Regions from separate parts of the Mus musculus genome. Here region 2 is linked to region 1. Evidence: chromatin loops called from intact Hi-C (ENCODE). Cell type or tissue: heart. All regions are shown on one strand.

Region 1 (8,000 bases):
TGTGACCGAGTATCCCCAACACTGCCCAAGAAACCCACACGATAACTCATAATGAAGAAGGTTATTCAGTTCCATTCACTGTTAGAGAGGGTTTAACAAAAATGCCCAAATGAAGGCTCTTAATTGGAGCTGAAAATAATAAACAGATGGATGGATAGATAGATAGATAGATAGATAGATAGATAGATAGATAGATAGATAGATAGATAGATAGATAGATAGATAAACAGATCCAAGATTCAGAAACATTTGTTCTGGGTACAATTCATACTGGAAAACAAATTGTTCTGTAATCTATAAATCCCAGAGATGACCCACATTGGTTAGAATCTCCAGTCTCTTCCCAGTTTTGAAGGAATTTGAGTGGCTACGTCAGGGAGAGTAAAGCTAACTTCCATGTAAAGTGAATGAACACCTGAATTGGAGGGTATAAAGATGGCCTCTTTATCAGTTCAGGCCAGTTCTTGGACTGAGGGAAGCTCTCAAGGCCCGAACCTCCTTCCTTATCATGACTGCAACATATACGGGGCTGCATGGTACTCAGCCTCAAATCACAGATGGGGAAGAAGGATGCAGATGGAGACTAGCTTCCCAGCCACAGTGACAAAGGAAAGATGGCTACCACCTCTGCTTTCGTGCCCATGGTCAAGCCTGGTCGCCAGGTCTCAAGTGTAAGTAAATGAGGCTGGGAAGTAGCATTCCCAGCAGACCAACCATTTCCCAGAGATGAATTTCAGCCAGCCTAGAGCAGGCTGCATTTCCAAGGACAGACAATAATCTCTGACATGTAGTCATTTAGTAGTGCAGTTGACCCTTGGAGCAACGTCCTTGATGCCGGTAAATCCATCTCACACCTTTGGAGTACTCAGGAATCTACAATTCTCAAATATACCAGCAAACCTGTTCTGTCTTCATCACTCGTGGGCAGATATAACTAATTCTAAAAAACATCCTTACACTGAATTATGAATTTATGCTCAGGAAACTTCATACAGCGCCCACCTGTTGATGTTGCTTCTACCTTTCTAGAATCGTCTGGATTTATCTTTATTCTCCACTTGACAGGTTTTCAAGAGACCAAAAGAGCCTTGTGCCTCCTTTAGATGGTTAATTTTTCTAAACATTCTCATCTTCACATTGGGTTCTGTTGTCCTTCACACGAGAATACTCAGGTAGTGATGGTTCAGCCTTTACAGGTAGTTTAGCTAATGGGGTCTGGAGAGATGACTCAGCAGTTAAAAGCATGCACGTACACATACATACTTTAAAATAACATATCTTTAAAAACTATTTTGCTAAGAATAAGAACACAATATCAAGTAAACTGAAGCGGAAGCAGGGATGGGGAGACAGGATGAGAACGTCTCAGTGCACCCCCATTTCATAGAGAAGCATTGTTTGAGCCTCTTTCCTACCCCTCCTGCACTGCCTGCCTGACTGTAGGTGGGTTACCCGTGGCCATCTGTTTTCCCACCAAGCCTCCCTCAGCCTCTGTGCACTGTGGGGCATGGGTGCTTGTTTCCAGTCAATGATTTCTGAAGCTTAGAAAAGGAAAACACAGCAGAATTAAGATGATAACAAAGGAGGCCTGAGACCAAAAGGCCCTGCATGTGGGCTTCTCATCCCCAGAGCTGCGCTCTGTACGGCGAGGTGGCCGTGTATCAGATGCTCTGTCTCTTTGCACCTAAAAGAATTAATAAAGTTCAGATTAAATATTAAAAAGAAAAGCTCTAGCCCACTGCTCCTGCAGGAAGGCTGAGAAATGGAGAGTTTATACTCTGCAGGGCTGGCTTTATAAAAAAAAAAAAAAAAAAAAAAAAAACTTAAGAATACTTTTTTTGTACAATTAAATTTTGCAATTGGAAATTGCACCGTGTATAAGAACACTTTACGTTGGCTGTGCTGTTCTGTTCAAACGATCCAGAGACGTAGTTGGCCTCTTGTTATATTTTATTTTGCTCTATTTTGATGGGAGAAAAGGGAGGCAGAGTTGTGAACAACCTCTTAATACAGTTTAGAAACTTCGTGTGCAAAGGGCACTGATATAGTAATTACCGGTTTTCTTTTATCAGCCGCCCTCCTTTGTCACCTCTGCTATTTAAAGTTACTGTTCACACACTGTGGCTAATTCCTTTTGTTAAATTTCACATTGAATGCAGCTTCCTGAATGTTTGTTATTGCGGGCCTATGGATGTAGGCTTCTCAGATAAAGGAAAAGCCGGGTGCATCCATCTGTAGGCAAATTGAAAATGAGTTTAACCCCTTGACTTCCGCGTCTCTGCACCCTTAGGCGGAATGTGTTCAACCGGTCTGACTGACAAGATTTAACAATGTAGCAACATCTGTGTTTTATTTTTTAAGGGCATTTTCTAGAACATCCAAAGCAACTGTGTCTATATGACCTATATGGTAATGCAAAGAAACTCACTTGGGGAGGAGGCCCAGGACCATGGCTGGGGAAGAGGAGAAAGAAAGAAAGAAAGAAAGAGAGAGAGAGAGAGAGAGAGAGAGAGAGAGAGAGAGAGAGAGAGAGAGAGAGAGAGAGAGAGAAAGAAAAAAAAACCAGCGACACTTTTGAAATTGGAAAAGGTCTATTTTCATTACTCCCGACATATTTCCTGACAGCTCATCAGGTTATTGCCAACCAGAGGAGTTTCTAAGCCAAGAGAGGAAAACAGAAAGGAGAGGGAGAGCAAAATTTTGCCCCCCCCCCCCCGCCCCAAAGTAGCATTAGTAAGGGAAGCCGCCTGTTTCTCTTCTTTCGGTGTTTGTTTATTTGTTTGTTTGTTTGGGGTTTGGGGTTTTGGGCTTTTTCTATTTCAATTTTCAGAAAGAAACGGAGGTGGGGAGAAAGCATCAGAAAGCGATCAACCGCGTCTTTTTCTTCCTCTCGGGCTAATTTTGAAACAAGAGAGGCGAAAAGGTCAGCCACATGGGAAAGAGAAGGGATTTTTGCATTGTTCATGGGGGAAAATTCAACATTGTTTGATTCGCCCCTTAAACATTTGCTGAATGTCCCCTGCCCCGACACACTGTGGTGTTCCCAACCTTGTACGAGAGAGAAAACTCACTCGGAGCTCTAAAGGGCCAGGAAGACTGACGCAGACAGGCAAACACACAGGTGGGGAGGAGCTGGTGCAGGGGAATGACAGGAAAGGGCTGCTAAGTGACAGGACAGTCAAACTCTCCAGAGCCTCCCAGATGACCACCTGCAGAATCCATGCTCCCAGAGGAGGGCAGAACAAGCCCTAAGACCCTAGGCCAGAAAAGGGCCATTCGTACTATAGAACGCATTATGGTGGATTTGAGACCAGGAAGAGCATAGGGATGAGGCTACGAAAGCTGCCAGACCTAGAATTTTATCCAAGGTCCATGGGGGAGTTAGTGGAGGTCTTTATCTGTCGATTTAACAATTGTTGTTAAAGAGACTCAAACTCTGGGGGGGTGGGGGGGAAGAGAGAGGGAGGGAGGGAGGGAGGAGGAGGAGGAGGAGGAGGAGGAGGAGGAGGAGGAGGAGGAGGAGGAGGGAGCATTGCCCACATTTATTTCACCCAAACTCCACCCACCTCCTAATCAACGCCTTCTCAATTTTATTTTATCATGTCTTGTTTTTGAGACACAGTCCGGCGTGTAGCGAGCTGGCGTCAAACCTGTTATGTAACTGAGGAGCTCTTTGAACTGCTCTCTCTCCCTACAGCCTTAACCCACCCCCCACACCCCAACCCAATACAGGAATTCAAGCTCCGGGATTGGCCCGGAGCTTCCTCTCCACCGTGGGAGCTGCCTGCCAGCTAAGCGCCCCTCCCCACAATTGTCCTGCAAACTCTTAATTCTGCTTCTTTCCCACATAAATAATTCAGTGTGTATCACACCGGAACACTGAGTAGTTCCTTAAACGCCGCACTCTAGAGATCAAACAGCGTGCCTGTGTGTAAGAGGAGACTGTGCACGTAATTTTCATTTTACTTCGCTCAGATCAGAATACAAGGACGGCTTCATGTCCTGCGTCTGGTTGATAGTCACTTTATTCCCTCTTAATCTGTAGGCGCCTTTTCATTGGAGGGTTTAAAGTAAGGGGATTTCGTACTTCTTGCGTGTTAAAATCTCTGCTTAAGCCCTGTGTAGTGAGAAGCTGTCCTGAGAGCTCGCTCTGTAGAGGAAGTGGCAAGCTGAGGGAATCTGTGATGGCGACCCAGCAGCTTGTGGGAGCAGTCCACACTCAGGCGACCCCAGAGGAGGAGAAAAGAATTCAGAAGAGTATAAGGGACTGTATACTGACAGTCCCGGTTTTTTTCTTGGTAGAATTTAGCGGGCTGAATTTTCAGATTACAAATGTATATATATATACCCGCATAAATGAATCAAATTGCCAGTGGACCCACGGGTGGAAACATAGATGTATTAAAAAGCAAATTAGGTCTGTAACACGCTTAGACAAAAGTAGGATAATACAGCAAAAGGGAGTCTCAAACTCACACAATAACATCCTCTGTTTAGAATACCCCACACGCCCTAAAGTAAGATTGTTTCTAGTTACCCAAAATTGATTTCCTTTCAGAATTGATCTTTTTCCTTGAAATTCTCACTGATAATTTAAAGTGACAGCATGGCCTGGTAGAATTAACTATTCTTCCCAGAGAGACAATAAAATATCTGACTTTAAATTTAAATTCTATTAAGAAGACCCAGGCACTGCAGGTTACTTGAGCCAAGCCTGTAGATTATTTCTGGGTCCTGGACTCTTAAGGGCCAGCTGACCTATAGCCAAGCCCCATCCTACAGGCACGCCCCGCCCCACGGCCAACCCATCCCTTGTCTCTCCACTCTTGATGGCTTTGGCCAGATCTCCCTCTCCTGCCCTCCATTTATCTGCAGCATGTTTTCCAGTATTCTTGCAGAGTTAGGAGTGAGATTCTGAACACTCTCATAAACTTTGTTCTATGTTCTTGTACCCATGGGCAGCTTTCTGTACGCTCATTGCCCATTTGAATTGAGCTTTCAGAGCATCTAGAAGTGTCACTTATGAAGGCAGCCAGTATGCTCAGAGGCCCCTTGGGCCTCTCAGATCCTCTATGAGCCTCCGGTCAGTTTCTTAGGTCTGACTGCCACTTAGAGCTTTAAAAATGGAAGAGCTAAAAAAAGGAGGGAAAGAAGGTAAGCAAGAGAAATCCATCATGGGGACAGCAAGTTCCTTTCATTAATATTATTTAGCATTAAATGTCAACCAGCTCTGAAGCACCACAGGTGCAAATGAACAAATGGTCCCCCAGGTAGTTATTTCTACTCCTCGGGTCCATGCTGTCCCTCTCCCCAACAATGACATCAGGATTCGGGTTGCACACCAGTGGTCCCTGCTCCTTGTAATTTTGAGAGCATGTGCATAGCTAAAAATAAGAGTAATGCCTGCTGTTCCTGTCCTAAGCATGATGCTCACTGACAGCAAGTTCCCTGACTGAAGCAATGCTGTGTAGGACCATCTATCTCTCTCCAGTGATATGATTCCCATTTCCTCGGGTTTTGGCATGGAACCAATATCATTACTACAGGTGTGAGATAGACAGGGTACCAGCTACTGCTCCCAATTCTATGCTGTCGGCCTTCTGCATTCCTTCTGCATTTCTTGGAGAAATTTGAGGTTCCATCTCTCCAATGCCTGTCTTCTAGATAAGTTGTAAAGTGTAGATTGAAACAGTAGTAAATGTGATCTTTTTAAGCAGCAAACAGACAAGAGCTCTGATATTCTTTGATCCTGAGCCAGCAAGAATGACTGTCTAGGTAAAGGTACTTGTCACCAAGCCTAAGCTGAGAGGCCTTGAATTGAGTCCAGGACCCACAAAGTGGAAGGAGAGATCCAGCTCTTGCAAATTGGTGTCTGACCTCTTCATAAGTACTGTTGTATGCTTGCATGCATGCACACATACAAGCATGCACACACACAAGCATGCACACACACAAGCATGCACACACATAAGCATGCACACATACATGCATGCACACACAAGCATGCACACGTATAACAAATAATGATATATAAATGCAAAAAAGAGTCCTTTGATATTTTCATTGGATAAGAAAAACCCCTAGAGTTCCTTATATTTCTGCAAATGATAGGAAGATTAAAAAACAAAAAACCTTTCCCCTGATTCTACCAGAGCAGAGCATTTGGTTCTTCATTAGAGGCCTAGAAATCTGCTGAGCTCAATCCCATGCTATCGATATGACCCATTTCCCTCCCTAGAGCACCTTACAGATCAATAGCTCAACCAAGATGCTGTTCTCTGTGGCTTTCTCCACAGCCGTGCCTCCAACAGCATGGCCCTCATCCACTTGAGATGACTCTTTCACAGTCTGAAGGCTCTTCATTTCCTATAGGCGACGTAGGGTAATTAATAATTACTATTTTGATGGTGAGCATTTTGCCTTGTTCCAGCCACAGAGCTAAGCTTTTAATATAAGTTATCTCACTTAATCCCTTCAACAACTATTAAGATCTCTTCATTAAATGTATGAGGCACCTGGGATTTGGGACGTCTAAATAACTTGCCCAGAGTCACCTGACTGAATTATAGAAACACAACTCACGCACAGCTTAGGTTCTTATTCCTCACTTCCTTCTGGAAAAGTGCTTTTATTATTTGGTCATTAAAGCCACCCAACATCATAAAGTGGTGTGTGTGTGTGTGTGTGTGTGTGTGTGTGTGTGTGTGTGTGTGTGTTGTGTGTATGAGTGTTGTAATAGTTTGTGTACACATGTGTTTGAGTGTGTGTCTATGTGTATATTTATGTTATGTGAATGTTGTGTATGTGTGTTGGTGTGTGTGGTGTGTGTGGTGTGTATGTTGTATGTGTGTGATGTGTGTTGCATGTATATGATTTGTGAGTGTGTGTTGTATCTATGTGGTGTGGTGTATATGAGGTGTGTGTGTGTGAATATATGTGTGTGTTTGTGTGTGTGTGTGTGATGTGTGTATGGTATGTGAGTGGTATATGTGATATGTTTATATGTGTGTGTGTGTAATGTGTGTATGGTGTGTGAGTGGTGTGTGGTGTATGTGTTGCATGTGTGTGTGTGATGTGTGTTTTGTGTGTGATATGTGTGTATGTGGTGTGTGTATGGCGTATGAGTGTTGTGTGTGATATGTGTTGTGTGTGTGATATGTGAGTGTGTATGAGTGTGTGTGTGTGTGTGTGTGTGTGTGTGTGTGTGTGTGTTTACTGTTTGATCAAACTCATTTCTTTTGTTAATTTTCCAGCTGAGGGAGCTTCATAGCATTTCCTTATTCCTCAGGGAAGTGGATTCTTTGCAAGAACCCAAGGTCAGCTCCCTGCAGGGCTTCCTGTTAAGCAGGCAGGAAGTGTGCAGGAGTCTCCAGGAAGCCTGTCAGGGGGAGATTCCTGCAGTTGAAAGGGCAGAACCATCAGGAGCCAGGCTGGCCTTAGGAGTTGACAAGAAATAGATGGAATAATCTCAAAAATAGAACAGGGGATTGAAACTTTTGTTTTAAAATTAACAAATATTTTCTACTCATATGCTATGAACTATGCTATTCTATGCTCTTGGTCTGCAGTTTCAGTAAAAGTTTGACTAAATCCCGAAGAAGGGCTTCATTTAGGAAAAGCCTGGTTGTAAGCAGTGCAGAACTACTCTATCCCAGAGCCAAAGCCGGCTAGCAGCAGACAGTGTGGCAGCTGGGGGCAAGGGCAACTCAAAGGCACTGGTCTCTGATCCTAAGCACCCAGAATGCCATCTGCTGGGACATTCATCTTTAATAAATCATTGAGAACAAGAAACACTATGCTAGTTTGGGATTAGTAAAACCAAGTTCAATTAGGGAGTGAGAGAGAGAGAATTGTCTGGGTTCTTATGCAAGTACAAAGTGTAAATTTACAAGGGACAGGTCACATTCCTTCATGCCTCGTGAGAATGGTCTCAGTGAGCATCCCATCCTCCCATGGCCCAGATTTCCTCCATTTCCGATGCAGAACCTCAGTTGCATGAA
Region 2 (8,000 bases), 180 kb after region 1:
TCTGAAAGTTTCCCCCTAGGCATATGCAGCCATCTCATCTGCATGAAGGTACTAATGAAGGCTGTTTGGTATAGAGAGTTTAAAAGTTTGTCCCCCTTTGGAACTTGAAGTTCCTTACATTGGCTTTGTGTGTGTTTACCACAGTCTCAGGGTCTCACACTACACATCACCTAAGATGTCGTGGTGTTGGCTGTTTGTCTATAAGTGAGAATGGGGTACTGTGGGGAGCCCAGTCTGCTCATTGACAGACATCAGGGTTTCTTGGTGTTCCCTCCTGGACTGATCAAGTTCCCAATGCAGGAACTTCCTGTGAGAAAGGCTTGGCTCTGCCACAGTTCTGCAAGGTCAGTGCCGCTGGAGGCCTGCAGCCTCCATGTTCTCTCTGTTCATTCTGATTTACTCTCTCGTTATCAGGAGCTTCTGAGCTCTTCTGTGGCTGACACTGAGAGTCAGGCTTTTACAGGCAGCTTCCTTTCCCTCTGATCTCCCATCATGGTGGACAGGAAATTTGGGAACTCTGTTTCTGTCTAAACAGACTTAGAGTCCTACGACATCTCAAATATCGCTGAATCTGGTGAGTGCTGTCCCCATTCTCTCTGCTGATTCAAGGATGCTATCTAGGTTCTCTTGTCACTCATCCACTTGTCTCCAGCTTCCCAGTCTCACCCTTTGACATCTCCTTTCTCCATTTAATCTTAAGTATTGTACATACTCATCTTAGTGGGGATTCAGGACAGATCAGAAGCCAATGCATTTATTCAACCTTAGTATCTTTACCTTGAAATCCACACATCATATTTTATCCTTTCTCTATGTCTTTGCATTTTGGATATGACTTTATAGTTTCTGCCCTCAAAAAGCGGGGCCTATTTCCCTTCTTTGAAGTCAAGGCTGGGCCTGTGGTTTGTTTTGGCCAGTTAAAATGTAACAGAATTGACCTCATGCTAGTTCTAAATGGAGGTTTGAGGTGTCTTCTATGATCCCAATGTTCTCTGAGAACTTTGTCTGGTCAGCACGAGCCAGGTGCTGTAGCTCAGGCCACCCACCCCTAACTGATCCTAGAACACTTGCTAGTGTGAATTCCAGTGCAACTAGAAAACCCGCATGAATCCAACACCCATTTACAAGCTAGCTGACTAAGTGGCCGCTGTTTAAGCGGCTAAGGGCTAAGGTGGGTTATCGTGCAGCAAAGGCTAACTGTTGCAAACGGTTCAGCTGTTGAGAGGAATCGGGAGATATCCTCACTGATTCAAAGATGGGAAGAACTGCCAAAACAGCTCAAGCCTGCTGCAGACTTTGCCCCGGAGCAACACTTGCATAAATAATACAAGAACTTCACATTGTTCTTTTTACAAAACAACACTCCCTGAACGATAGCAAATCGATTTCATAGGCTGAACTCATGCAGCAGTAGACAACTTACCCTGACACCAGGGATTCAATGGTGACTGCTCCCAATTACACCAGACACAGACACAGACGACACAGACACAGACACAGACACAGACACAGACAGACACAGACACAGACACAGACACAGACACAGACACAGACACAGACACAGACACAGACACAGACACAGACACAGACACAGACACGGAAGAGCCTGTCTGTGGGGATGGTCAGCCCACAGCAAGCCACCATTCCGGGAGGAGGCAGCCTGGGCTCCATGCATTGACAAACACTACCAAGCAAAACAAGGGTGCCTCTGACTTGAATTTCTGTTGGTACCACACCAGTACTGAAACAAATGAACTTACTGCAAAGGGCTCAGTGTTAAAGATGTTTACTAGACTTTTTTTTTTTCATGGCTGAGTAAGAAAAAGTCAAAGATTGGAGAGAGTGTGAATGAATCTGATAAGCATGCTCAGTAACTCGGTCACCCAGCCTGCTTGGACATCTCTACCACACCATCTACTTGTGAAGCCGCCTCCCTAGCTGAGGGGCCGCTCCACAAAGGAGAGAAATCCCAACCTTAGCCATGATTTAAAGAAAAAAATTAAAGTTAAAAACTGGTTCTATGGCGTTGCAGATGCAGCTGTCCCCTGCTGTCACTATCCCCTGTCACACAACCGAGGTCAGCTCCACTGTGTTGACATCACAGCTGAGTACAGCCTTTGGGCCATGTCTTCTTCAAGCTGTTTGCAGACAAACTTCCAAACGCAGCAGAGAACTTTGGTTCTGAGCACTGGGGAGGAAGGATTCGGATAGGAGGATTCCTCCTCTCACAAAAGCATTCCAAGACTCACACATCAGGGTGCTGATTTTGCACACCATATCGGCACCGGCAGCAGGTCCATTTAAGTGGAGAAATTTGAGGGTGAGGACTCCATCCTGAAGCATACAGATCCTAGCATAATGTCCATGACAAATGCTGGACCTAGCCCAAATGGTTCTCAGTTTATGTGCACTGCCTAGGCTGAGTGGCTGGGAGGCAAGCATATGGTCACTGAGAAGGTGAGAGAAGACATGAGCATTGTAGAAGCCACGAGCAGTTTGTGTCCAGCAGTGGCCAGACCAGCAGAAAGGTCACCATCTCTGACTGTGGACAACTCTAACTCCTTAGACTTGTAGGCATGGTACCTACCAGTCCATTCCTTCTGCAGCTTGGGTGACCATCTCCACCCCCATCTGCTCACAATGCCCTGCAACCACTGCTCTCACTGAAGTTCTTTGGGTTCCAAAATTTCCTCAGTCCCCTCGAAGTCTAGCTGGATTGCAGAGTTAAGTTTATGATTATGAATAAAAACTAAATAGGAAAAGATTGTTAAAACTAAGTTATTTTAATCTATATGTGAGTATGTGCGTCTGTGTGTGAAGGTATACTCACGTGAGTACAGGTGTCCGTGGAGACCAGAAGAGGGCATTAGATCTCCTGAAGCTGGAGTTACAGATGGTTATGAGCCACTCAGTGTGGGTGCTGGGAGCCCAACAAGGCTTCTCGGCACAGTAGTAGTCTTAACTGCTGAAGCATCCATTTTGCCAGCACCCCAGACCTGGTTTAGAATGAATTCATCCTTCTGGGTAGGACTGTGACTAGAACTCACTGTAGAGTTAGCTTATTTATCTATCTGGGTAAAATATCAGGTCTATCAAGAAGAAAGATGTTTGGAAACTTGGAAATGTGAGCCAGGCCTTGTGATAAGTATGCAGAAGGCAAACAGAGCAAGCGGATGCTCGTACGTTCATTCCTCTCTGCTTCTGATTGACACCACGTGACCAAGAACTCCAGGATGCTGCTCCCCTGACTTTCCTGCATTTTCCCTTAAAGTTGCCTCTGTCAGGGTATTCTATAGCAGCAATAGAAAGCTAACTAGGACAATGGACTTGGGGCTTCCCGGGTGACAGGCCATCTAAGCTGTGTGGACAAGGACACTGAGAAGTCACCAGGGTGTCAGTCTGGTAAGGGGTGGAGCCAAGACAGTGTCAAATGCACATTATGCAACTGCCCAGGGCTGTGACATCAGAGGGTTTCAGAGGGACTAAGAGTATGTCTTTCTGTGTTCAGAGCTGAGCTGACCTGACGAGAAAGGCTGGGGAAGTAATTGGGAATAAATCATACCAGTATTCAGGAATTTTAACTTAATATTGATAATAGCAAAGGAAGTTGTTTATCTGGGTTCTATTATCTGTCCACACATACCACGAGAGCTTAGAAATTGTCTTGTTTGTGGTTACATGCCTTGGTCTTAGAACAATGTATGATACTTCCTGGGTATTTAATAAGCCTTGGTTGAGTGGAAGAACACTGTGTACTGACCTGGGAATTTCCTTCCATGCATGTATTTCATAAATACAAGCTGCTTCATAGGGCTGGGGTGAGCAGATACTAGTGTGGAGGGGACTAGTGTGGAGGCCAGTTGGATGTAAAGAGATGGTGAGGAGACCACAAAAGTACAGGGGATTGTAACACACATTGTCAGTGTCTAACAGGCAACACAAGGTTGTTTGATAAAGCCTCAAGGAAGTAGTTTATACTCACCTAAAATTATACACACTCAGTAGTGTGTGTGTGTGTGTGTGTGTGTGTGTGTGTGTGTGTGTGTGTATGAAAGGAAGTTGAATCCCTTGGGCTAACCATGTTCCCACAAGAAACAAAGACTATTAAAAGCCCTATTACAGGCATGAAAAACCTCCATTCAAGACACTGGTCAGATAATCAAAGTAATTCACAAAACAGACTAAGCTGTTCCCATTGCCTTTGTTTGCCTCTCAGAGGCTGGAGGCCAGTCCCTGTTGCTCAAGATACCACAGGTAGGACACAGGACTTGGATGATTGGAGTTGAATCTGACTTGAAAGCCTCCTCTTTGTGGTCTACTTTCCATGGTACCAGAAAATATTATGCAAGTTACAAAGGAGAAGTGATTATAATTATTTCCACCCAGCTGCAACACCGATGAACGATACTTACCAGCATGGCCAGACTTCCATAAAGGAGCAGTAAGTGGCAGGCACAAGTTGGTGGTAACCAACAGCTATCTAATTTGACTCAGCAGACAAGAAAGCATACCTAGTAAGAGAAACCTAACCAACCTTCAAGGCCTTGTGAAGTTACGGGCCAGTTTGTTAGATGAACATAATTCCCTACTACCTTCTAAACTTTTATGACCACACATATGTGAACTCAACACCTCTCATCAAAGAAGCTTATTTCTAAAGAAAGCAGATATAATGGTGGTTTGAATTGAATGGCTCCCATAAGCTCATAGATTTGAATGCTTAGTCACCAGGAAGTAGGATTATTTGAAAAGATTAAGAGGTGTGGCCTTGTTAGAGAAGGTGTAGCATTGCTGGAGGAAGTGTGTCACTGGAGTGGGCTTTGAAATTTCAAAACCAAGATGGCCCCAGTGTCTCTTTCTTCCTGCTGCTTGCAAATCCAGATGTAGAATTCTCAGCTGCTTCTTTAGCACCATGTCTGCCTGTCTGTCCCCAGGCTTCCTGCCAAGATGACAACGGACTAAACCTCTGAAAGTGTAAGCAAGCCCATTAAATGTTTTCCTTTAGAAGAGTTGCTGTGGTCATGGTGTCTCTACATAGCAATACAACAGTGACTAAGAGAGACACCACCACAGAAAGCCATAGCTGACCAATGACCAGCCTGACTTAAGATCCTGCTATGCTTGCAGACAGGAGCCTAGCATAACTGTCCTCTGAACTCCACCCAGCAGCTGATTGAAACAGATGCAGAGACAATAGCCAAACATTAGACAGTGACCTGTCCAGCAGGTCCAGTTATTCGAGGGTCTCGAGGGGACCTTCTCCTAATAACCAAATGGAGGGATAGAGAGAGACGAGGACCAAGTGCAAGAACGACACAGAAACATTCTGAGTGGCATCAAGCTCCCAACTGTATTCAGCAAGGCTCAAGGCTTAAATGCACAAGCAAAAGGGGAAGTACAAGTACTTATCAGTGGGAGGGGTAGGACAGTAGAAAATTTTCTTTTGGCAGCTACACAGGGAAGCAGGAGCTTGGTGTTATCAGGGTGTGGTCAGGACATCTGGCGCTGACTTAGGGCTGGAACATTCTGTGGTTGTTCTCGGAACGGTGCGTCGGTGGCCTGCTTTTGACCCCCTTTTTTTTGGTGGGGGGGGAGAGGCCCAATTCAGAGATCAGGACAATAGCATTGTCTTAATAGCTCCCAACAAGGCAGAGCTTGGGAGTCTTATGGAAGAGTTGGGGGAGGAATTGAGGGAACTTAAGGGACCCCCATCCACAGAAGACCAACAAAGTCAACTAACCTGGACCCTTCGAGGCTCCCAGAGACTGAGCTACCAACCAAAGAGCAGACATGGGCAGAACCTAGGCCTCTTGCACATACACATAGTGGATGTGCATCTTGGTATTCATGCAGCCCCCCTAACAACTAACAGGAGTTGACCTTGACTCTGTTGCCTGCTTGTGAATCCTGTTCCTCTAACAGGGCTGCCTTGTCTGGCCTCAGTGGGACAGGATGTGCCTAGTTCTGCAGTGACTTGATGCGCCACGGTAGATTCTTACTGAGGGTGGGGGGATGGGAAGGGGGCTTTCCCTTTTCAGAGGAGAAGGGGGATGGGGGAAGGGACTGTGTGAAGGAGAACTAAGGAGGAGATGGGAGCTGGGATCAGAATGTAAAGTGAATTAATAAATTAATTAATGAAAAAAACCCATAACTGGACACAATGCAGAGATCAACAGATCATAAGGAGCCTAGCCCTGATATCTCCATCAAAACTCTTGAATCTATGGCACAAGGAAGATCACGAGAAAGGATAGTCAGAAGGCTGTAAGAGCTGGATACCAGGAAGTCTACACTGCAAGTCTCTCTTCGAAATGGTTGTATAAACAAGACTGGAACATTGACAATATCGATAGGCATACTGATCGGAAGGGAAAAATTCTCACAGAATCTCACCCTAAACAACTACAGGCAACTAATGACTGCCAGCAGGAGAATTAGCCTCTCCCAGGGATGAGCCTCTTAATTGATTGTCTAAAGTAGAATGGTTGACCTTGCCACCACATACACAGCATCAGCAAAAGTGGACTCAGCGGGTTGTATTTATGTTTGTGTACACAGGTACATACACATATATGCATTAGCATGAGTAAAGAAAAAAACTATAAATTCGAGAGTTTGGGATGAGGTGTCTTGGGAAAGGTTGGAAGGAAAGTTCTTGAAGGACTAGAAGGCAGAAAGTGAAGTGGAATAGGAAACATAATTCTATTTCAACTAAAAATATACTTAAAAGGATGAAGAAAAGAAAACAGTCAGTACACATATGAAAAGCCCAGGTATCAAATTACCCTAAAAAGAACATTATGAAATTTCATTATACACTAACTCCTAAAGAAAAATCTCAAAACTATGTCACAGAATAAAACTGTATAAGCTTATGTCCAGGGGACAGTATAATTAAGTTTAAAATCAGCAAAGGAAGCCCTCCAATTTTTATGAATTTATAACAACATATAAATGACCTGTATCAAAATACAAATTTTAAAAATTATTTGGACATACTGTATATATTTGTTTAATCTGTACTTTCACTCAGCTCTAATAAAGCTATATTGCTTTTTTTGTTACAATTTGATGTGGGACTTGATTTTTATTATTTGTAAAAGAGAACAAGAACCTGGAAACAGAGCCTAGACCCCTATTATCACTGCCAGAAAGGCTGTGTGTTCAAGGTCATGTTCAACTACATAGCAAGTTTAAAGTCTGCAAGAGTGTGCTATGTGAGGCTGTCTATTAAAAGGGTTTGTTCTTGAAATATAAGAGAGAGGAAGAGAGGAAGAGACAGGGGAGGAGAGAGGAAGGTTGACTGGGATCCCTAGGAAGGAGACCCAGTAACTAGAAAAACAGAGCCAGATCTGCTCTTTGAGGCACCACTCCAACTTTTCCCCACAGGGCAAGAAGCAAGTTATCTCTCTTCACTCTTTGATATTTTCTGTGATTAAAGTTGGGGAGGTGAGGCTCAGAATAAAAGAAGGAGGGCCAATGGAAGGGTGTGTCCTATAGACATGGGCTCAACTTGGTTCAGCTGCATATTTCTCTAAAGCATCAACATTCCAGATGCTTCTGTGTAAACTTACGCCGTGTTCCATTGAATTTTCCAGACCCCATCTTTGTGTCCCTGAACCACTTATCTTAGAACAGAGCATCGGGCTCCCGCTGTGAAGAAGGGGCTGTGTAGACCCCTGCCATGAAGCCAGGCAGACCTCAGTCCACGTCTGATTCTAATGAGGTGAGATGCTGCTGTATGAGGGAGAGCTACATGCTCCCAGACTTCGCAGTGTGCAGAAGTGGGACGTAAGGCGTTCCACACACAACACGTGAGAAACGTGGACTCAGCGTCAGGCCTGAAAGGACGGTGAGCGGTACAGAGAGCCCTCCAATTCACAGCCGTCTCCCCACCCCCCAACTCCTGTCCCCTCACTGGTTCCTCCGTCTTCCTCAAGCAAATCCAGCTTTTACAGTCAACTTCCTCATATTGAGGCAACTTTAAAACAAATTCACAG

The links. Hi-C counts contacts between places; a loop is a spot of excess contacts. Peaks named below come from ENCODE experiments on the same cell type or tissue, not always from the same donor. Only the 100,000 strongest peaks of a DNase experiment are listed, where the experiment ranks them.
Region 2: it touches region 1 in a loop (5-fold over the local background); 2 of 42 quality-filtered maps call a loop at or near these places.

What each region holds. Positions count from the first base shown.
Region 1 is chr17:9,761,109-9,769,108 of GRCm38, forward strand. The region is part of intron 3 of 4930452A19Rik (RIKEN cDNA 4930452A19 gene); the gene reads right to left. Among named protein-coding and RNA genes, the nearest start is that of 4930452A19Rik, 11 kb to the right of the region's middle. In heart, no CTCF peak of the experiment used is centred here; DNase peaks (open chromatin) are centred at 3,663, 4,133, 4,793, 7,353 and 1 weaker place; H3K4me3 peaks cover 1,772 bases; H3K27ac peaks cover 2,220 bases.
Region 2 is chr17:9,945,743-9,953,742 of GRCm38, forward strand. No RefSeq gene overlaps it. Among named protein-coding and RNA genes, the nearest start is that of Gm34799, 43 kb to the left of the region's middle. In heart, no CTCF peak of the experiment used is centred here; no DNase peak of the experiment used is centred here.